Regions from separate parts of the Homo sapiens genome. Here region 2 is linked to region 1. A link is an interaction called in ENCODE POLR2A ChIA-PET data of the cell type or tissue named here. Cell type or tissue: PC-3. All regions are shown on one strand. Each heading gives the region's core, and the rest is flanking DNA. Links, peaks and the distances in the headings are about the cores only. Region 1 has its middle 6.7 kb from the start of CT47C1. Region 2 overlaps LINC01285 (long intergenic non-protein coding RNA 1285).

Evidence for each region. ChIA-PET counts read pairs that join two places held together with the same protein. Peaks named below come from ENCODE experiments on the same cell type or tissue, not always from the same donor. Only the 100,000 strongest peaks of a DNase experiment are listed, where the experiment ranks them.
Region 2: POLR2A ChIA-PET joins it to region 1 with 8 read pairs; 2 of 35 experiments call an interaction of 5 or more read pairs at or near these places.

Annotation. Positions count from the first base shown.
Region 1 is chrX:119,060,686-119,071,869 of GRCh38, forward strand. No RefSeq gene overlaps it. Among named protein-coding and RNA genes, the nearest start is that of CT47C1, 6.7 kb to the right of the region's middle. In PC-3, for the core only: a CTCF peak has its summit at 6,550; a DNase peak (open chromatin) is centred at 6,536.
Region 2 is chrX:118,879,376-118,890,559 of GRCh38, forward strand. It overlaps LINC01285 (long intergenic non-protein coding RNA 1285), which reads left to right. Exons shown (of 7, transcript NR_110393.1): 7 at 2,403-2,640. Among named protein-coding and RNA genes, the nearest start is that of LINC01285, 45 kb to the left of the region's middle. In PC-3, for the core only: no CTCF peak of the experiment used is centred there; a DNase peak (open chromatin) is centred at 5,376; H3K4me3 peaks cover 2,550 bases; H3K27ac peaks cover 2,805 bases.

The sequences.
Region 1 (11,184 bases), core at 4,263-8,262:
GAAGCATCACACTACTTGATTTCAAAATATACTACAAACTACAGTAATCAAAACAGCATAGTACTGGCATAAAAATAGACATTTAGACAAACGGAACAGAATAGATAGCCCCCAGATAAGTCAACACATTTATAGTCAATTGATCTTTGAAAAAGTGCCAAGAGCACACAATGAGGAAAGGACAGTTTCTTCAATAAAGTGCACTGGAAAACTGGATATCCACATGTCTCCTTTGAAAAAGAATGAAATTACACCGTTTTCTCACACCATATACAAAAATAAAAGAGATTAAAGACTGAAATGTAAGACCTGAAATTTAAAACTACTAGAAGAAAACATAGGGGAAATAACTTCTTGACATCAGTCAGGGCAATGATTTTTGGACTATGACTTCCAAATCATAGGCAACAAAAGCAAAAATAGATGATTGGGATTGCATCAAACTAAAAAACTTCTGCACAGCCAAGGAAACAATCAACAGAGTGAAAAGACAACCTACAGAGTGGAAAAAAAAATTTGCAAGCCATGCATCTGATAAGGGGTTAATATCCAAAATATATAAGGAACTCAAACACTCAATGGTAAGAAAACAAATAACTCAATAAAAAATGAGCAAGGGACCTAATAGACATTTCTGAAAAGAAGACACCAATATGGCCAACAAGTATATAAAAAAATGCTCAACAGGCTTAATCATCAGGGAAATACAAATTAACACTACAATGAGATCACTTCACACGTGTTAGAATGGCTATTATCAGAAATATGAAAGAAAAGTGCTGGCGAGGATCTGAAGAGAAAGGAACCCTTGTCTATTGTTTGTGGGAATGTAAATTGGTACAGCCATTGGGGAAAACAGTGTAGAGTTTCCTTAAAAAATTAAAAATAGAACTACCATATGATCTAGCAATCTCACTTTTGGGTATATATTCAAAAGAAATGAAATCAGTATGTCAAAGAGATATCTGCAATCCCGTGTTCGTCACAGCATTATTCACAATAGCTAAGATGTGAAATTAACCTGTGTCCATTGATGAATGAATGGATAAAGCAAATGTGGTATATATACACAATGGAATACTATTCAGCCTTAAGAAAGAATGAGATCCTGTCATTTGTGATAATGTGGATGAACCTGGAGGACATTATGCTAAATGAAAGAAGCCAGACAGGTACAGAAAGACCAATACTGCATGGTCTCACTTATATGTGAAACCCAAAAAAGTTGAACTCATAGAGGCAGAGAGTAGAATGATGGTGGCCAGGGGCTGGGAGTGAGGGCAGTGGAAATATGTTGGTAAAAAGGAACAAAGTTTCAGTTATGTAGGATGAATAAATTCTGGAAATCTACTGTACAGCATGGTGACTACAGTTACAGTATTGTATACTTGAAAATGCTAAGAGACTAAATCTTAAGTATTCTTACCACCACAAAATAATAAGTGAGTTGATGGGTACGTTAGTTAGCTTGATTTAATCGTTTCACAATATGTATATATATATATATATATTACAACATCATGTTGTATACTGAAAATATATACAATTATTTTATTTGTCAATTATACCTTAATAAAGCTGAGGAATAAGTGAGTATATAACTATGTACCTATCAGAATGGCTAAAATAAGAAATAATGATAACAATGCATGCTGGTGAGGATGAATATTTGGCACTTGTGAAAGGTGGGGGTTTGCTAATGGTGATAGTTCAGGAATTTTCCCTGGAGACTCTTCAAATCAGAGGTAGCAGGCCTTTATACACATGTAATTCTATGATTTTTCCATATGTGGGAAAATTTATATTTGGCTAAATGTGCAGCCAGCTGCTTGGCAACATTTCCCAGGAGAGCTGGGATTGCAGTAAAAAGTGACCATTTCTGGCACTGTTTTTGGAACACCCTAGATTGGCTTCAATGGTTTCAAAGGAACATTTTTGCACAATTTCCTCAAAATTAATTATCCCAATTCATTTTATACCAAAGATAATTTAAGGCAGGAAATGCCCCCTGAAAATCCTTCTATCTAAATTGTATTTTATCCCCAGTTCTTCCTCCACAAAACCGTCTTAGACTCACTTGGCCCACAGTGAGCTCTTCCTGTGAGAATTCCTCCTGTATTTATGATACAAGTTCAGGTGGCCTTTCAGAGGCCATGTAATTTAGCACATTCTTCTGGGTCTATGTTCTTGCTCCGTTTGTCAGCGATTGGCTCTCTCCCCAATCAGGCTGTCTACTCCTTGAGAATAAGGTTGGTGTCAGATAACCTTAGTCATACTCCTCCCCCAGCCCTCTCAGTGGGTTAGCATAGTTTAGAACCAAACGTGTGTTCAAAAACATGCAATTGAGAATGGGCGTGGGGATGACATAAAGTCTGTGTCCCTGTAAAGCGCTTAAAAAATGGCTTCAAGAGCTCCTTGCACAAACACCAATTGCAATTTTCTCCTGGATGCTAAAACCATGTGTACATTATGTTGGGCTCTGTATTTAACCAGCCTGAAGTCTAGACTTATCTTCCCTGGGCCCTCAGCCAGAGATTACAGAGAAAAAGCAGCCTTGGGTGAATGTCTTGTTTGGAAGCGGAAAGACCTTGTTCAAGTGTTGGTGTAGGAACAGCAGCAGACAGGAGCTGAGCTACCTCCCTACCACCCCTCACTGGGGAGTGATCAGTAAAAAAGGAAATTTCTATGCACAGTAGATTGTGAGATTGTGCTCTATTGGCAGCTGCTGAGTAGTAGTGCTGAGATAGAAACCAAGGCAGGTTGGATCCACAAGCTGTGCTCTCAACCACTAGGTTACACTGTCTCTGACGATGGTCCCCTGTTAATGAACATACTTGCTGTTTCTGGTTTTCAAACATTTGCAGTACTCTTCCTTCGTTCATTGAGCAGGGACTCTCTCTCTCTCTTCTTATCTGTCCTATCTATCTTTTATCTGTCTATCTATCTACCTATCTATCTATCTATCTATCTATCTATCTGTCTTTTTTTTTTTGAGATGTAGTCTTGCTCTGTTGCCCAGGCTGGAGTGCAATGGTGCGATCTCTACTCACTGCAAACTCCACCTCCCGAGTTCAAGCAATTCTCCTGCCCCAGCCTCTCGAGTAGCTGGTATCACAGGCGCGCATCACCACACCTGGCTAGTTTTGTATTTTTCAGTAGAGACAGGGTTTTACCATGTTGGCCAGGCTGGTCTCGAACTCCTGACCTCGGGTGATCCACCTGCTTCGGCCTCCCAAAGTTCTGGGATTACAGGCATGAATCACTGCTCCCAGCATTTTTCTTTCTTTTATCTGTCTATCGTGTTCCCTGTTATATCCCCGGTGCCTGACAATGGTTGCTAAGGAAAAGTTGCTGAAAGAAGTCCCTCTTGTATCCCTACAGTGCTCTGTGATTGCCTCTGTCATTTTACTTACCATGCTGTGTTGTATGAGGTGGGGCTGCACTTATTTCAGACATTTCTTTGTTTCATGGAATTTTTTAAATGAACCCTAGTAGGAGGGATGCATCCATACCCCTCAATCATTTTAGTGATATTGTCAATGTCTTTTGGCCAAAGATCACTAGGCACACACATGTTGATCAACCTGGGTTTATTACTTGTTGAAGTGAGGGGGCATGTACACCGTGAAGAACTGTGAGGCATCTCAAGAACAGTATGTTAGAAAAGATTTGTTATAGGATTTGGGCATTGGCTAGATGACTGGGGGAAGGTCAAAAAAAGCTATGGTTTGCCCTATATTGGATGCTGTCAGACAGTAGAACAATTCTGTGATCAAGTATTTCAATAAGTTTTAGCTAGAGGGAGGGTAGAGTAGAGGGAAGCTACAGCTCTAGTTAGTAAAGAGTAGCAGTCATTCATTTTAGCTGGGAGAGGGATGTTTTGTCATTTCTGTGGTTTGGACAGTGTTCACATTTTGTCTGGTTTCAGCCATTACAGAGTTATCTTGCTTCTGCCTTGATCCATCATAGTCACAGAGTTGCCTTGTCTGATATTGGCATTCTGTGGATTTATGTTCAACAGAACAACAAGACCTAGTTTGGTGTTGCTGCTAGTGCTAGGCCAGCTCCTAGCAACAGCAAGGCCTAGCTGATGGTACTAGTCCAACTCCTGGATGGTAGGAGATGCTTTTCTCTTTCTCATATGAGTATTTTACCAGAAGGGCATGTGCAGGGAGCTACCTTAAGTGCATTTCAAATAGGCTCCTGAATACCTCCATCCATCCCACAGGTGTTCTACCTCCAAAGCCCTGTTCTCTGACCCCACTGCATTGCTCTGTTTCCATCTATCCAACCCCTGCTCTATTTCTGGGCCAAGTCCTACCTCTTCTACGAAGACATCTCTGACCACTCCACACCAAAATACTTTCTCACTACTCTGATCTCGGTGCCTTTACTGTTTGATCTGTTTCTTTGACATTTTCTGGTTATATCAAGACTCTCCGGCTCACTACCATATCCTAAGGCCTAACACTACATATGGTCTAGTGAAGCGGTAGCATGTACTGCTATTTAACCTTTAATGCATAGGTTTTGTCCCCCCAGCTGAACTCCAAGCTACTCGAGGGCAGGAATTATATGCTGAGGACCCATATGTTGCTTATGTGCCAGGCTTTGTTCTAAGATTTTACATATATTAGTTCATTTAACACTCACAACAAGCCTATGTGATAAGTGCTCTTATTATCTACATTTTTCGTATTTTAAAAAACCCACTGAAGTTCAGGGAGGCTAAATAACTACCCAAGATCACGCAGGTACTAAGTGGCAGAGCTTGGGTTAAAATCCAGGCAGTTCAGCCCCCGAGTTTGACAAATTCTTTGTTTTATATTCACAGCAGGGACATCTGGAATTAAAACGTACCATCCTCTGGAGAAAGTCATCCTTATTCATTTTTTCCCTGGACCTGAGGTGCCTCTCAAGGAGTTGGAGAAATCAGAATCTCCCTAATAGAGATGAGCTCAAGGGTAAAAAAAAAAAAATGTGATGGATAAGATCTAAGCTTACTACACAGATAAATGACTGCATATTACCCGCATACCAAAGCACTTTTTCCTTTACAAAACCCTTGCCTGCAAATTCCTTCAAAGAGAAAGCACCCTAATGCATTTCAAATAAGCTCTCTGTATGCAACATTTCCCTTTTCAGCCCTCCCGCATCTCTCCCCACCCGCTCCAACTGTCAGTGGAGTGGCTTGAGTGGGAACTGCTATAGGTTTTTAGAACTTATGGTAGTGAATGTGTGTCCTTTTAACTTCCAGAAGACTCTGGAGGTCAGTGGGCTGGTGAGGCAACCTGTTGCCAAACAGTGCCAAATGGTCATTTGAAGCTAAACCAGCCCAGAGGATGAGCTGTGGGCTGTACTGCAAAGGGAGTTGTTTGGTTGTTGGCATGGGGCTTCCTGAACTAGACCTGTCAAAGAGCCCATGGAGCTATCTTGAAATGTTCTTTAGTTACAGTCCTTTACAGTAGCTCCTTCAATTGCCCCATCGATAGCCCTGCCATGAGAAACAAGAACCCCTTCTGCAAGCCATTTGGAATATAGAGGAAGGGGAAATCATTATCTATCTATCTATCTATCTATCTATCTATCTATCTATCTATCTATCTGGCCAAGAGTGGCCTGATTTTTGTTCTCATTTCTTTGAACTGAGGTCCACTCCGTTATAACCTTGCTTTGTTCTTTCCCAGTCCTAGACTGCCATAGATAGTGGGCTTGCAGCTTTGTATGGAGGCATTCATTGGGCACCAGTGCACTGACAGTCTCTGAAGAATTATTAGGTCAGCTGGTTCCAAAGCATTTCAGGCTGATTAAGGCCCTGGAAGAATCTTTTTCCTAGCCCCTTCTGTTACCTCTTCCGTGCCTTCCCCTCCAGTTCACTCAGAGGCTGGTTCATGACCAGTTGCAAAAAGCAGGGTAGTAGCGCATACGAATCTTCTCTCTAAATCCTCTTCAGATGTATTTCACTTATAATACGTGTTCTTGAAAATATGCATTAATAAAATTGTGTTTGCTTGAATAGAGAAGCTACCATCACTGTGTGGATTAGAATGGCATTGGTGTAAAAATCTATGAAGATAATACATGCCAAGTTAGATCAATGCAGTTTGGTAGGTGGTATCTCCTTAGATCCTCACAATGCCACCCTTATCCTCCGGTTACAAGTAAGGAAACTGAGGAAGAGTGATTCCCAGAAAAAGAAGAGGAAGACAAGATAAAGAGGTAAAAGATAAGAGAAGAAAAGTACGGGAAGTTTTGGGCAGAAGGTAAGAGGATATTGGTAGAGCTTTGTGGGGGTGGGTTAGGAGAGGTGAGGGGAAGCTTTTAGGTAAGGACAGATGTCCTTATTGTGAATCTGGAAGGGCACAGAAAAGAAACCAAAACTTAAACATTTCTGGAGGCACTGCCTGGGCCACCCTCCTGGAATGAGAAGATCTGAGGTCAGAGTAGCTAAAAAAAAAAAAAAAAAAAAATCCTTCTATAAATTATGCCTTCTCTTGGAGCGAAGTGCGACCTCTACTCTGAAACAGAGTCATACAGCACCACTCAGTGGCAGTCTCTCGGTAGTGCACCGAGAGTGTCTGCAGCAGCCACCCGGACCCAATGAATCAGAACCTTGAAAGACAGAGGAGAGGCGGTTATGTTATTTTATTTAATCCCCACGAGGTTTTGATGTGATGCCACATTTGAGAATTTCAGGCCAAACTTGTGCTTTCTCTATGATATGAAGACTTTTTAATTTAATCCCCATGAGATTCTGATGTGCTGCCACATTTGAGAATTTCTGGCCACACTTGTGGTTTCTCTATGACATGAAGGCTTTTTCTGATGCCAATCAGTGTGGCAGGAGGCACCTGGGCAAAGCAGAACCTAGACCCTCTCTTTGCTCTTTGCATTCTCTTCTCAGGAGTTTCCTTCTTTCTCATCAACTATCACTTCTCAGTGCATGATTATGTATTAGGTGCTGTGGTGATATAGCATGGCACAAGACAAACAAGATGTCTGTTCTCATGGAGCTTACAGGGAGAAAGACAGCAAATCTATACTTACAGATGGTGATAGGTTCTATGAAGGTAGTAGACAGATATGGCAGTGAGACAGAAAATAACTGAGGTCAGAGAAGGCCTCTTTGAGGAGTTGACATTGAAGCCAAGACTTGAAGGTTGAGAAGAAGCCAGCCATGGGAAGAGTAGAAGCAAGGTCTTGCACACCAAGGAGCACAGCTTGGCAAGAGGACTGCAGGCTAGATTTCGGCCCACCCTACACCTCAGCTGGATACCTTTGTGTAGAGAACAATCTGCACGATCTTACATGAGAGTAGGGGGTAAGGGGATTGTTCCAGCAGATGGAATTTCATGTGTAGGCAAGAACATGTATTCTAGAAATTATGAGAACAGTGCCAGGAAAAGACTAGATCACAAAGGGTCTTATGGGGTAAGATAAGGAGTTTGTATCTTATTTAATTCACAAGAAGCCAGTGAAGGTTTTTAAACAGGATGACTGAAAGATATGAATTATATTCTTTAAAAAACTCTCTAGTTGTGCAGAGAATCCACTGGAAGGGGAAAAACCAGTTAGGAGGCTATTGAGTAGTCAAATCAGAAATGCTAAAGGTTTGCATTAGAATGAGAGTATTAATAGTTGAAGAGATGAGAAGTGGACAGATTTGAGAGACGTTTAGGAGGTAAGCCGACAGATGGAATGGATGTAGAAAAGAATTAAAGAGGGCAACCAGGTTTCCGATGAAAGCATCTTGGTGGGTAGAAGTGCCATTTCCTAAGAGGAAAGAACAAGCAGAGAGGAGGAGCAAATCCAGAATGACATTTTAGCTACTTCAAGTTGGAGAGATCTGTGAGATACTCAAGTGGAGATGCCAAGTCAAATTTGTTATAAACTTGGAAGAGGGGTTTGAGACACAGATATCAATTTGGAAATTATAATCATTGGGTTATCTTCAAGGCCTTGAAACAAAGATTAGATCACTGAGGGAAGGGAGTATAGAAAGGCAAAGTCCCAGAACAGAGCCCAGAGAAACTCTAGTTTGGGGGAATGAGGTAAAGAGTGGCCAAAGAGGAGAAAACTCAGAAAACTGTAATGCCACAGAAATCCTGAAAGGGGCTGTTTAAGGAAGAGTAATGTGGGTAGCTGCTGCTGAAGGATCAAGAAAACTGAGAATAGAAAGAGACTGATGGCTTTGACCACATGGTGGTCATTGCAGACCATAGTCGGAGCAAGGGCACCAAACTGGAAAAATAAGAAGTGGTGGTCAGAGTGTGGAATTCTTAAGATTTTTTAATCTTGAGATTTTGGGAGTGATGTATATTTTCATTAAGAAAGGTCTAGGATCCTTGGCATGGTCCTGAGAGTAAGTGGATGAGGTAGGGTAGATGGCAAATTATTGGAAATGTAGAAGCTGAGAAACAGAAACGTTTGTGTGTTCAATGGCAAAATTGTCAAAGATTTAGGGTGGAGGGAAAGTGTAGTGAAACTGTGGTTGCCAAGCAGTCTTGAGCGTGCTCATGACCACAAATTTTTAGTGAATTTAGTCAACCAACTTTCAATATTTTTATCTGCTTCATTTAGTGGCAAGGAAAAAGTAATATAGTGCAATTCAACTAGAGTTTGGGGTTTTGCCTAGTAGATATGATAGACAGCTAAGAGGAGAAAGGGAATGGAGTGAGTGAGTAGGTATCAGTTTCCTATTGCTGCTGTAACAAATCACCACAAACTTTGTGGCTTAAAATACAGACTTAAAATATTAGAGTTGCAGAGGTCAGAAGTGTCATTGAGCTGAAATCAAGGTGTGGGCAGAGCTGTATTCCTTCTGGAGACTCTAGAGGAGAATCTGTTTCTTTGACTTTTCCAGCTTCTACAGCCTGCCCACTTTCACTGGCTTATAGTTTCCTTCCTCCATCTTTAAAGCCAGCAACATCAGGCCAAGTCTTTCTCATGCTGCCATCTCTTTGGTTCTCTCTTCTAATTCCCTCTCCCACTTTTAAGGATGCTTGTGACTGCATTGGGCCTATCTGACTAATCCAGAATAATCTCCCTATCCTAAAGTCAACTGATTAGCAACACTAACTCCATCTGCAACCTTAATTCCCCTCTGCCAGGTAACCTAACAGACCCACAGGGTTCTGGGGATTAGGACATGGGCATCTTTGGGGAGGCCAGCATTCTGCCTGTGATAATAGCAACACATAATGGATGGAATTTAAACTGGGTAAGTAGGCAAATGAAGAAGATGGTAGGAAGGTAGAGTGAAAAAGTGGCTAGGTCAGCAGATTGGGGAAATAATCTGATGGGATTGAAACATTGTAGCAGTAGAGAAGAAATTTTCTAAATGGTGCCATTTCTGGTAATGGAAAAGGCTAGTGTAGGACCATGGGGGTAAGTATCTGATGTAAGTTTGTAGAAAAGATCAGATGAGGAGGTCACGGAAGTGGAATTCCAGGTCATGGGATAAGTCATCCCTGTGGATGTTAAAGTCACGAAGAATGATGAACAAACTTCAGTGTAGGAAAGAAGACTGATGATGCAAGAAAGGCATAAACCCCACAAGCTAGATAAGCCTGTAAGTGAAAAGGAGCCTGTGGTGGTGCAGACTTGCCCAGAATCAGAAGGATGGAGCCCTGACATGCAACTCCACTCCCAGGGGCTGAGCTCAAAGTTACAGAGTCTGTGCAATGACCCCCTTGGGATGTGGAAGTCAAAGTCAAATCCCAAGAGAGACCAGCATTCCAGACTGTCCCTCGCCCCTCCCGTGGCTTCCATGAGAAGCAGGAAGTGCTGGGCTTGAGGACCGTGGGCTCTACCTGGCCTGGAAGGAGATGGCACTCCTGTGCCAGAGTAGGCACAAAGTAGGCACCCGCAGCCTACTCTGGCTGTGACACAGTAGACTAGGAGGCAAGCAAGGGACCAAGTCACTCCCTGTATGTCAAGGGTGGGGGAAGGGTCTCCCATGAGGGGTGAGATCCCTCATTGTCCCCAGCCTCACAGCAGAATCACACTAGGTTGCAAGAGCAGAAATCTCACAAGAGGCCAGGGAGACGATCCCAAGAGAGAAAGGAAGAGGGGATAGCAAGGCCCTTTGCAGACAGTCAAGCCCTAGGCAGATAGAAGAGAAAAACACCATTCATGGTGATAGTGATTCCAAAGCCGTTTGATTCATTTAGCAAACATTTATCAAACACCGACCTGGTGCAGAGCCCTGTGGCAGGCACCGTGGGTGTTAACAAACTTGAGACAGGCCTGGACATTCACCCTAAAGGGCCTGTGCTTTCTTGGAGGAGCTAAACCATGTCCACACATACCACTGTCATTAAGGATAGTGTCTGGTGAGGGTGGTGGGGTACAGATATAGAAAAGTAGGCTGCCTGGAGGCGGTGAGTTTTGAGCCAGGCTGTAAAGGAGATCTTTGGGCTGGTCTTCCAGGGGTGTTCCCTGTCATCCCAACATTAAGTGGAAACCTCTGAGGGTTGTTGTGGCTTTAGGTCTCTCCCACTGGCCCACCTTGACCTTGATGGTGGGTCTGCAAATGGAAAGGACTTGGCCACTTCTGTTGACTGACAGAGGGAGGTGGGGTGGGGAAAGAGAGCACCTTTCCCTAAGAAAATCTGAAATCCTGGGTTGTGCCAACTACCTGGCTTGGCAAAGATCAGATGTCATGGGTGGGATAGCTGGAGATAAAGGAAAGGTAGCAACTACACACCAGAGATAAGGGAATGTGACATCCTGGATGGGTCTACATCTGCAGACAACAGGCTCAGGCAGATAACCAAGGCTATGGAGATTGTTCCACGGACTTCTGGCTCACATACTTGCCATGAAGAGAGCCCCAATGCGGGAGCTAGGAGGACACTCTCCCTCAGTTTCACTTCAGGTAGTTTCACTTCACTTATTGAAAGCACATCTGCTCAGCTTTTTCCTTTCTCTTCTGTTTGCTGGTGCTAACTAGTTTCCCCTCCCAGGGACTTGAAAACAACTGGTAAGATAGCTTACTGCCACTGCAACAGAACCATCTCCTCCAGGATCTGCCTCACTCCTTGACAACAACTTGCTCCATAACAAGCCCAGTGCCCAGTTCTATCTCCCTGCAGAAAGAAGCAGCTACTGCTGTGTACTTTTTGCCCTAGAGACTACAAGATTGACAGCAGTCATCACATTGTGTTTCACACTCACTGATAA
Region 2 (11,184 bases), core at 3,376-7,375, 180 kb before region 1:
AACATTATCTGAAATTGTCTGTTCATTTATTGGCTTGCTTATTATTATATATCTTCACCGCCACTAGAATGTAAATTTCATGAGCATGGCAATCTTATTTGCCTCAGTCCTGCTGAATGTCTAGCAACTAGCACAGTACTTAGCAGGTGCTCAGTGGATTATTTGTTGAATAAATGAGTCAGGATATGGACTGGCATTGTTGAAACCATGGGAAATATGTGATCATATGATCACTTCAAGGAGAGCCTGAAGAGTTAAATGTGGATTATAAAGGAATGAGCAGAGGAAAGAATGCCTACAAAGCAATTTGGAGGAACAACCAGGGAGGTAGGAGGAGAGACAGGAAAGTGTGATGTTACAGAAGGCAATCCTACTTCTCTCCCCAAAAGCAACCAATGCTAACAGATGGGTGGGTATCCTTCCAAATCATGTTCTATATATTTACATACATTCACAAATGTTTATATTACATGCATATGTAGTTTTGGTTTTTATATAAATGAGCTCATAGTACATGTATTATTCTATCATTTGCTTTTTTTTAAAAAAGAAATAACAGCTTTATTGAGCTATAATTCACACACTACACAATTCACACATTTAAAGTGTGCAGTTCAATTATTTTTAATATATTCATGGATGTGTGCAACCACTGCCATAGTCAATTTTTAGAACATTTTCATCACCTCAGAAGGAAACCCTGTATCCTTTAGCTATCGCCTCTTTATCCTTCAACCCTTACCAACCACTAATCCACTTTCAGTCTCTATAGATTTCCCTATTCTGGACTTTGATATTAATGGAAGAATATGTGATCTTTTGTGACTGGCTTATTTTACTTAGCACAGTGTTTTCAAGGTTCATTTATGTTGTAGCATGAATCAGAACTTCATTCTTTTTATTGCTGAATAAAATTGCTCTTGGAGGCCAGGCATGGTGGTGCACACCTGTAATTTCAACACTTTGGGAGGGTGAGGCAGGTGGATCACTTGAGCTCAGGAGTTCAAGACCAGCCTGGGCAACATGGCAAAACCCTGTCTCTACAAAATACAAAAAATTAGCTGGATGTAGCATTGTGTTCCTATAGTCACAGCTACCCAGGAGGCTGAGGTGGGAGGACTGCTTGAGCCTGGGAGGCCAAGGCTGCAGTGAGCCATGATTGTGCTATGGCACTCCTGCCTGGACAACAGAGTGAGACCCTGTCTCAAACAAAATAAAACAAAACAAAACAAAACAAAAAACTTGCAACTTGCTCTTGGCATATCCATTGTGTGGATATACTACATTTTGTTTATCTATTTGTCATTTGGACATTTGGGTAGTTTCTACTTTTTATTTTATTTTTTGATGGACTCTCACTTTGTTGCCAGGCTGGAGTGCAGTGGCGTGATCTCGGCTCACTGCAACCTCCGACTCCCTGGTTCAAGTGATTCTCCTTCCTCAGCCTCCCAAGTAGCTGGCATTAGAGACACGTGCCACCACACCCAGCTAAGTTTTTTTTTTTTTTTTTTTTTTTTTTTTTTTTTTTAGTAGAGACAGGGTTTCACCATGTTGGCCAGGATGGTATCCATCTCCTGACCTCATAATCCACCTGCCTCAGCCTCCCAAAGTTTTGGGATTACAGGCATGAGCCACTGCACCCAGCCAGTTTCTACTTTTTGGCTATTATAAATAACATGGCTATGAGTATTCATGTTCCAGTTTTTGTGTGGACATATATTTTCATGTCTTTTGGGTGTGTATCTAGGAGTGGGATTGCTGGGTCATATGGTAACTCCGTGTTTAACATTTTGAGGAACTACTGGATTGTTTTTCAAAGTGGCTGATCCATTTTACATTCCCACCAGCAGTATATGAGGCTTCCAGTTTCTCCACATCTTTGCCAACACTTGTTAGTATCTGTCCTTTTGATTATAGCCATACTAGGGACTGTGATTTCACTTGCTTTTTTATTTAATGTGTATGGATTTTTTTCTGTATCAGTATATATAGATAGCTTGTGTGTGTGTGTGTATGTGTGTGTGTGTGTGACAGTCTCACTCTGTAGCCCAGGCTGAAATGCAGTGGCACGATCTCAGCTCACTGCAACCTCCGCCTCCCAGGTTCAAGCGATTCTCGTGCCTCAGCCTCCTGAGTAGCTGGGATTACAGGCTCCTGCCACCACGCCTGGCTGATTTTTGTATTTTTAGTAGAGACGGGGTTTTGCCATGTTGGCCAGGCTGGTCTCAAACTCCTGACCTCAGGTGATCTGCCCACCTGGGCCTCCCAAAGTGCTGGGATTGCAGACGTGAGCCACCACGCCCAGCTGATATCTTACATATTTAACTGCTGCATAATATTCCACAGAAACCATGCTTTTCAAGATATTCCTGCCTATATCATTGTGTTATTTCTTCCACCAGGGCGCAGCAGTCTGGAAATAGAAACAATGGTGGTGGATCAATTCAATTGATCCAGATTTGGAAGTTGCGTGGCAAGTGAGAAGGATTTGGATGGTAATGGTGAGAAAGGATTTGAAATAATTTATCAAACCTGGTTCAGATCAATCCTGGTGCATAAGTGACTAACAAGGAGCTGGAGTGGATGGCATAGCATAGTGGCTAGAACCCTAAAACAAGGGATTTTACATGAAAGTGGAAAGGTAACTGTTTGGTTTTGCATTTACCCATTCCCTCTGTTGAGTTTTTTTTTTTTAATACTGAGTTATTCACTACTTTGTCTTCTTTTTTTTTGAGACAGAGTCTCATTCTGTTGCTCAGGCTAGAGTACAGTGGCAATCTCGGCTCACTGCAGTCTCTACCTCCTGGGTTCCAGTGATTCTTGTTCCTCAACCTTCTGAGTAGCTGGGATTACAGATGCCCACTACCATGCCCAGCTAATTTTTGTGTTTTTATTAGAGATGGGGTTTCACCATGTTGACCAGGCTGATCTCGAACTCCTGACCTCAAGTAACCCACCCACCTCAGCCTCCCAAAGTGCTGGGATTACAGGCGTAAGCCACTGCACCTGGCCTGCTTTGCCTTCTTAAACAGATGATTCAGAACATAATATAACCTTGTCTTGTGACTCAGGGTGGCCATTATGATCATCTGCTTTTGACCTGGACCTCTGAGGCATGTAGCAATATGTCTTTCCTTATGTCTTTTCCCTAAGTGTGTTCCGGATTTTTGTGCTTTTGAAGAAGTTCTGAGATCAACGTATTCTTGGTTCTTCTAATGTGTAGCTGTTTGACTAAGGACTGACTCCATGCATCTCCTATGAAGTGAAGTTCATGGGTTTTATGACAGCAATTTTACATGCTGCTTAGATGCTTTTTTCTCATCTAGGTTTTTAGTTATATTATGGCAGAGATTATAAGAAATCTGATCTCTAGAGAAGTGCTGGTACTTCTTTAATTTGGCATAGACTATTTTTGGCAAGCTAGTTTTCTAGCATTGAACACTTTAATGAATAAGTTCATAGTCACCCTATCCACATTCTTTTTAATGGTAGAAAACTGTCTGTCTAATACAGTAGCCATTAGCTACATGTAGATTTTTAAATTTAAATATACATTAATTAAGAGTAGGCTGGGCATGGTGGTTCATGCCTGTAATCCCAGCACTTCAGAAGGCCAAAGTGGGTGGATCATTTGAGGTCAGGAGTTCAAGACCAGCCTGGCCAACATGGTGAAACCCCGTTTCCACTAAAAATACAAAAATTAGCTGGGCGTGGTGGTACACACCTGTAATCCCAGCTACTCGGGAGGCTGAGGCAGGAGAATTCCTTGAACCCAGGAGGCAGAGGTTTGCAGTAGCCGAAATCCGCCACTGCACTTCAACCTGGGTGACAGAGCAAGACTCCATCTCAAAAAAAAAAAAAGAAAGAAAAAATTCCCTTATTGTACTAGCCACATTTCAAGTGCTTAGTAGTCACATGTGGCTACTGGCTACCCTATTGGAAAGTGCAGATGTAGAACACTTTCATCATCAAATAAAGTTCTATAGAGCAGCAATGGTTTAGACATTGAGCCAGTCTCTTCTCAGGCTTCTTGTTTCCAAACTAGAGTCTCATGGTTTAAGTGCATCCTTGTACAAGCAACCATGCTCATACTATTCTCCAACACTCTCTGATTTCCAACCCCTGATCATTGTCATTTGCTCTCTATTAGTATTAATTTCCTATGGCTACTATAACAAATCATCACAAGTTTAGTGGCTTAAAACAACATAAATTTATTATCACATATGACATAGTTTTGATATTTGTCCCCTTCAAATCTCATGTTGAAATGTGACCCCTAATGTTGGAGGTGGAGCCCACTGGGAGGTGTTTAGGTTATGGGGGTTGATCCCTCTTGAATAGCTTGGTGCTGTCCCCATGATAATGAATGAGTTCTCACTCTATTAGTTTACAGGAGATCTAGTTGTTTACAAGTACATAGCATGCCTCCCCTCTCTCTATCACTCCCCCCTCACCATGTGACATGCCTGCTCACCCTTTGCCATCTGCCATGATTAGAAGCTTCCTGAGGTTCTCACCAGAAGCAGATGCTGGCATCATGCTGCTTGCTGCTTATACAGCCTGCAGAACTGTGAGGCAAATCAACCTCTTTTATTTATAAATTACCCAGTCTCAGGTGTTCCTTTATAGCCACACAAAACCAACTAAGGCAATACAGTTTTGGAGATTGAAGTTCAAAATCAGCCATTTTCCAGCTTCTAGATGCTGCCTACATTCCTTAGTTCATAGCTCCTTCCTCCGTCTTCAAAGCCTGCAGCGTAGCATCTTCAAGTCTCTCTGTGACTCTCTGACCTCCGCCTCCATAGTCACGTGACCTTCTCTGACTCTGACCTTCCTGCCTCTTTTATGAAGAGTCCGTAATAAAGATTAGGTCGCCTTGGCTAATCCAGAGCAATCATCTCATTTCAAGAATATTAACTTAATCACACCTGCAAAGTCCCTTTCAGCATTTTACCATTATGTTATACCGGTATGTTGTGAGGACCACTATTCAGCCTGCCACAGACAGTTTTCTACAGTGGCATTTTGTTTTCCTGTGATGGACAGTGATCCAGTGGTCCTTATTTTCCAGGACCAGAGTATGCTGGTCCAGCACAGAGTATGCTGATATCCCAAGGTTTTATATAAAGGGAGGATAATGTTTTAAAATCTTATTTTCTGTGAGAAAACATTTTAAATGGTCCATTTTCAAGGTATGATAAATCTAAGTACTGGCAGCCAGCCTGCGGACGTGACAAACCGCACAGCTCATGCACCTAGAAAGTCGCAATAAGCAAACAGAATGTAGAGGAGGAGTCAGCCTATAAAAGGGAAGAAAAAGTTTACAGAGTTATTGGAAAATCGAAACTTAAGCAGGGAAGGGGACTGGGTTATAACCTTATAAGGGATAATGAAACTTAGGTGACGTCCAGAAAGATTGTAACCCCACAGTATTTGACCAATGAGGAACTGGGGGAGGGACTTGCGTGCTAGGAGATAAATTACCTGCTGTAGCTGCCCCAGCTGTGCCTGCCTACCAGACACCCATTCTTGCACGATCACCATTAAAATTCTCTCTTCCATTGTTCTTTTGTGTCTCTGAGTCCATTCTTTGGGTTTGGACAGATGAATGTGTTTCTCACAAACTTGGGGGCCCATCTGGGATCTCTGTGCCTGCGTGGAGTTGGACTCCAGCCAAGAGGGGAGAGGCGTCCCACCTGATTTAAGTGGCCTGCTCTGTCTGGGAATCCCGGCTCCCTGCAGAGGCCATAGACAAACCTGAGACTGTTATTCAGGAGGCAGTGGAGGTGACACAGGGAGAAAAGCAGGCACCGTGGCAACCAGGCAACCTCATGTACGAGCCAAGGTAGGAAAATTGGACTGTGAGTATTGTCTTGGTGGTTGGGCATTTTTGGAGGTCGAGTGTGTGTGACTGAGACGTATCCTAGGTATGAAGCAAGTGTGGAGACCCAATTTGCGGTTCTGTTCTCTCGCGAGGGGAACAGCCAGAGACGGATGAAATGATTCTCGGTGTGTGCAAGAAACCTCTAGTGGGGGGCTTGAGTACACAGGGAAAAACTCAGACACAGATTGACGAAAATGGGAAACAGAAATTCTAGGCCTAGGGGACAAAGGAAAGAGGGAGCCAAAGAGACTCCCTCTGACATTCCCCCGGATAGTCCTTTAAGGAGAATGCTGCAGGTTTGGAGGGACAACCCTTGAACCAGGGACAAGGAAAAGGAAAAGATGATAAAGTATTGCTGTTTTACCTGTCCCAAAGACCCCATTCGCAAGCCTTCAGTCTTTTGATTTAAGTTTGGCTCAGATGAGAACTGGGTGTGCCAAGCTTTAATTCTCTATGTGAATGATAAAACCCCATTCTAGGCCGGGCACGGTGGCTTACGCCTGTGGTCCCAGCACTTTGGGAGGCCGAGGTGGGTGGATCACGATGTCAGGAGATCGAGACCATCCTGGCTAACACAATGAAACCCCATCTCTACTAAAAATACAAAAAATTAGCCAGGTGTGGTGGTGGGCGCCTGTAGTCCCAGCTACTTGGGAGGCTGAGGCAGGAGAATGGCGTGAACCCGGGAGGCGGAGCTTGCAGTGAGCTGAGATCGCACCACTGCACTCCAGCCTGGGCGACAGAGCAAGACTCCACTAAAACAAAACAAAACAAAATAAAACAAAACAAAAAACAAAAACCATCCTCACAAGAAGAGATAGGTTATGCTCTCTGCTGGATCAAAGAATTAACCCCCACGTTCCCCATCAAAGAAGAAGAAAAAGAGCCTAGTAAAAAGCTCTTGCCCAGTGAAAAGCCCTGGGACCCCCTATCATGCTTGCCCCTCCATACAGCTCACAAAATAGGGGACAGGAAGATCAAGGGGGCAACAGGAGGGTTAGAGGAAGAAAGACCTGGAGACCATGGGGGAACCAAACCAATTGCTCCTTTAAGTCCTCATCCAAATTTAAGAAAAAGAACAGTGTAAGAGGGATATTAAGAACTTCCTTATCCTGTCCACACAGCAGGCATCTAGCATGCTCCCTCTTAGAGAAGTTCCCATGGGACAGGGAGAGACTGGCTTTGTAAATGCTCCTCTTACAAGTTCTGAAGTTAGGAATTTCAAGAAGGAAATGAAACCACGCCTAGAAGATCCCCTCGGTTTAGCAGACCAGCTGGACCAATTCCTAGGAACCAGCTTTTACACCTGGGCTGAAATGATGTCTATCATGAATATTCTGTTCACAGGAGAAGAAAGGGGAATGATTAGGAGAGCAGCCATGACCATCTGGGAGAGGCAACACCCTCCCAGGCAAGGAGTCTTGCCAACCAAACAAAAATTTCCAAATGTCGATCCTAAATGGGATAATAATGATCCCAGGGACTGGACCCAAATGCAGGACCTCAGGGAACTAATAATTAAAGGGATCAAAGAGTCCACTCCTAGGACACAAAATGTCTCAAAGGCATTCAAGATTCAACAAGAAAATGAGGAAACTCCCTCTGCATTCCTGCAGAGGTTCCTGAGAAAATACTCTAGATTAGATCTGGAGGACCCAGTAGGGCAAGGCCTTTTGAAGGTTAACTTTGTAACTAAGAGCTGGCCTGACATTACAAAAAAATTACAAAAGAGTAATGAATGGAATGAGAAACCAGTTGAAGAATTACTGAGGGAAGCTCAGAAGGTCTTTGTAAGGAGAGAGGAAGAGAAGCAGAAACAAAAAGCGAGAATCATGGTTTCCACTGTGGAAAAGGTAGTCAGAAGAAGGTTAGATCAAGATCCCTCTTGAAGGAAACAATGGGATAATAGATTTTGACACAGAGGAAGAAGGGAAAAGCTCCTAAGACTATGAGTTGATGTTACAAGTGCGGAAAACCAGGGCATTTTAAGAGAGAATGTCCTGAATGGAAAAAAGAAGAAAAAATGATCCCCTTCATGACGGTTGATGAAGACAAGGGGGGCCAGGGGTTCCTTCTGAGTAGGACCCTCCAGGAACCGCTGATAAATGTGAAGGTGGGACCCGAGGGAGAAGAAGTGACAGTTTTGGTTGATACTGGGGTGGCTTGCTCCTCCCTAATTCACCAACCAAGGGGTACAGAAGTCTCTAAGAAAAAATTGACAGTATCGGGGTAAAAGGGGAGGGATTTCAGGTTCTGATATTCAAGGAAATGTTAATTAGATTGGGACCTGAACAAATTGAGGTGTGACTCTTATATGTTCCTGAAGCAGGAACTAACCTCCTTGGTCAAGACCTGATTGTGAGATTGGGTTTAGGATTAGGAATAGAGGAAGGACAAATAAAAGTAATGATGGGCCTCCTAACAAAGCAAGAGGAAAGAAAAATTAATCCCCTTGTGTGGATTAGGGAAGGCAACAGGGGAGGGTTAAAAATCACACCCTTACAGATTAAACTAAAACAACCAGGAGAAGTAGTTTTCAGAAAACAGGCCAGGCACAGTGGCTCACGCCTGTAATCCCAGCATTTTGGGAGACTGAGGTGGGCGTATCATGAGGTCAAGAGATCGAGACCATCCTGACCAACATGGTGAAACCCCGTCTCTACTAAAAATACAAAAATTATCTCGGCATGGTGGCACACACCTGTAGCCCCGGCTTCTCAGGAGGCTGAGGCAGGAGAATCACTTGAACCTAGGAGGCGGAGGTTGCAGTGAGCTGAGATCATGTCACTGCACTTCAGCCTGGCAACAGAGTGAGACTCCGTTTCAAAAAAAAAAAAAGAAAGAAAAAAGAAAGAAAAAGAAAACAATATCCCATTTCTACTGAAGGGAGAAAAGATCTCCAACTGGTAATAGAGGGATTGATTAAAGATGGACTATTAGAACCCTGCATGTCACTATACAATACTCCAATTTTCCCAGTCAAAAAGCCTGATGGGTTCTATAGATTGGTGCAAGATCTAGGGACTATGAATCAAATTGTCCAGACCCACCATCCTGTGGCACCTAACCCCTACGCCCTCCTTAATAAGATACTCTATGAACATAAGTGATTCAGTGTGGTGGGTCTAAAAGATGTATTCTGGGCATGTCCCCTAGATCTTAGGAGCAGGGACCTCTTTGTCTTTGAATAAGAAAATCCTATAACTGGGAGAAAACAACAGGACTGCTAGACTGTGCTGCCACAAGGTTTCATGGCAGCCCCAAATGTATTTGGTCAAATAATAGAAAAAGTCCGGGAGGAATTCCAACCTTCCAGGGGAACCCAGTCATTACAATATGTAGATAATCTTTTAATTTCTGGGGAGAGGAGGGCCGAGGTATCAGAAACCACCATAAGCTTGCTTAATTTCCTAGGAGAAAGGGGATTGCAAGTCTCTAAGAACAAATTGCAGTTTGTAGAAAAAGAAGTTAAATATTTAGGACACCTGATTAGTGAAGGGAAGTGGAGAATAAACCCAGAGAGAATATCTGGAATAGTGGGCCTGCCTTTGCCTAAGACAGAGAGAACTCCGAAAATTTTTAGGTTCAACTGGCTACTGCAGGTTGTGAATTGACTCATATGCTCAAAAGACAAAAATTCTGTATCTCAAGTTACTAGAAGAGGAACCCGATCCCATGCAATGATCCCCATAGGAAATTCAGGTAGTGAAAGAGCTAAAGCAGGCCCTCATTACTGCCCCGGTCCTGGCCCTCCCATCTTTAGAGAAACCATTCCATCTGTTTGTAACAGTAGACCAGAGTTTGGCCTTGGAGTGCTCACTCATACCGGGGGAGGGAAGAGGCAACCTGTTGCTTTTGTCTCCAAGCTTCTTGAGCCTGTCTCTCGGGGGTGGCCTGAATGTGTGCAAGCAGTAGCTGCCACAGCCCTGCTGGTAGAGTCAAAAGCTAACTTTGGTGGGGCCCTAATAGTAAGCACCCACACCAAGTCAGGAATATATTAAATCAAAAAGCCAGGAGGTGGTTAATGGATTCTTGGATTCAAAAATATGAAGCCATGTCACTAGAAAAAGATAATTTGGCTGTAACAACAGATACTTGCCTGAATCCAGCCAGTTTCCTATGGAAAGGAGAGAAGAACAAAGAGACATCAGACCATAACTGCTTAGATATCATAGAATACCAAATCAAAGTTAGACCAGACCTTAAGGAAGCTCCACTACATGATGGGATAAGGCTGTTTGTGGATGAGTTTTCCCAAGTGACAAATGGCAAGAGACATAATGGTTATGCTGTTATTGGTGGAAATAGTTAACCAAGTAATGACCCTAAAAGGGTAGAAATAATTGAGGTAAAGGATTTAAGGCAAACTTTAGAAATTGAGACAGGGTACAGGGATGTGAATGCCTGGTTCAAATTTTCAGTACAAGCCCTCAACAAGAGTAATTGCTGGCTGGGCGCAGTGGCTCACGCCTGTAATCCCAACACTTTGGGAGGCTGGGGCAGGCAGATCACGAGGTCAGGAGATCGAGACCATCCTGGCTAACACAGTGAAACCCCGTCCCTACTAAAAATACAAAAAATTAGCCAGGCGTGGTGGCACGTGCCTGTAATCATAGCTACTCGTGAGGATGAGGCTGAGGCTGAGGCAGGAGAATCGCTTGAACCCGGGAGGCGGAGTTTACAGTGAGCCGAGATCATGCCACCGCACTCCAGCCTGGGTGACAGAGCGAGAGTCCGTCTCAAAAAAGAAAGTAATTGCTATGTGCGTGCTGCGGGACGACCTCAGGCCCAGGTGATTCCATTTCCCCTAGGATGGGATACCGATCCTGAAGGCATGCATTGCATGTTGGCTCTATACCAGGACAAAGATGCATGGGAAATGAGACTTGTAAGAGCCTGTCATTGTTCTTTCCTGCATTGTGGTGGTCAGATCCCAGAGCAATCCCCTCATTCTCTATAGGGAATATGAACCACTCCTCTTGTCTCTCTAGGCAGGGGGCAGAGTTCAATAAGCCCGTGGGAGAACTCTCGTACTTGTACCCACATCCTAATTGTCACTGCTGAGTCAGGCAATGGCAATTACTCAGCTCTCCATATACTCTGGGCTGTTGTCTGGTGGTATTGTGGGAAAGGGGACCTCCATAACCTGTTAGTTACTGTCCAACTGGACCAGGACTTGTGCTTTAGTCCAATTGGCCATTCCTTTCACCCTGGCATTCCATAAGATACCCGAAAATACACATGGCCACCAAAACCAGACAGATTTGACAAATTCTTTTGATCCCAATATATATATT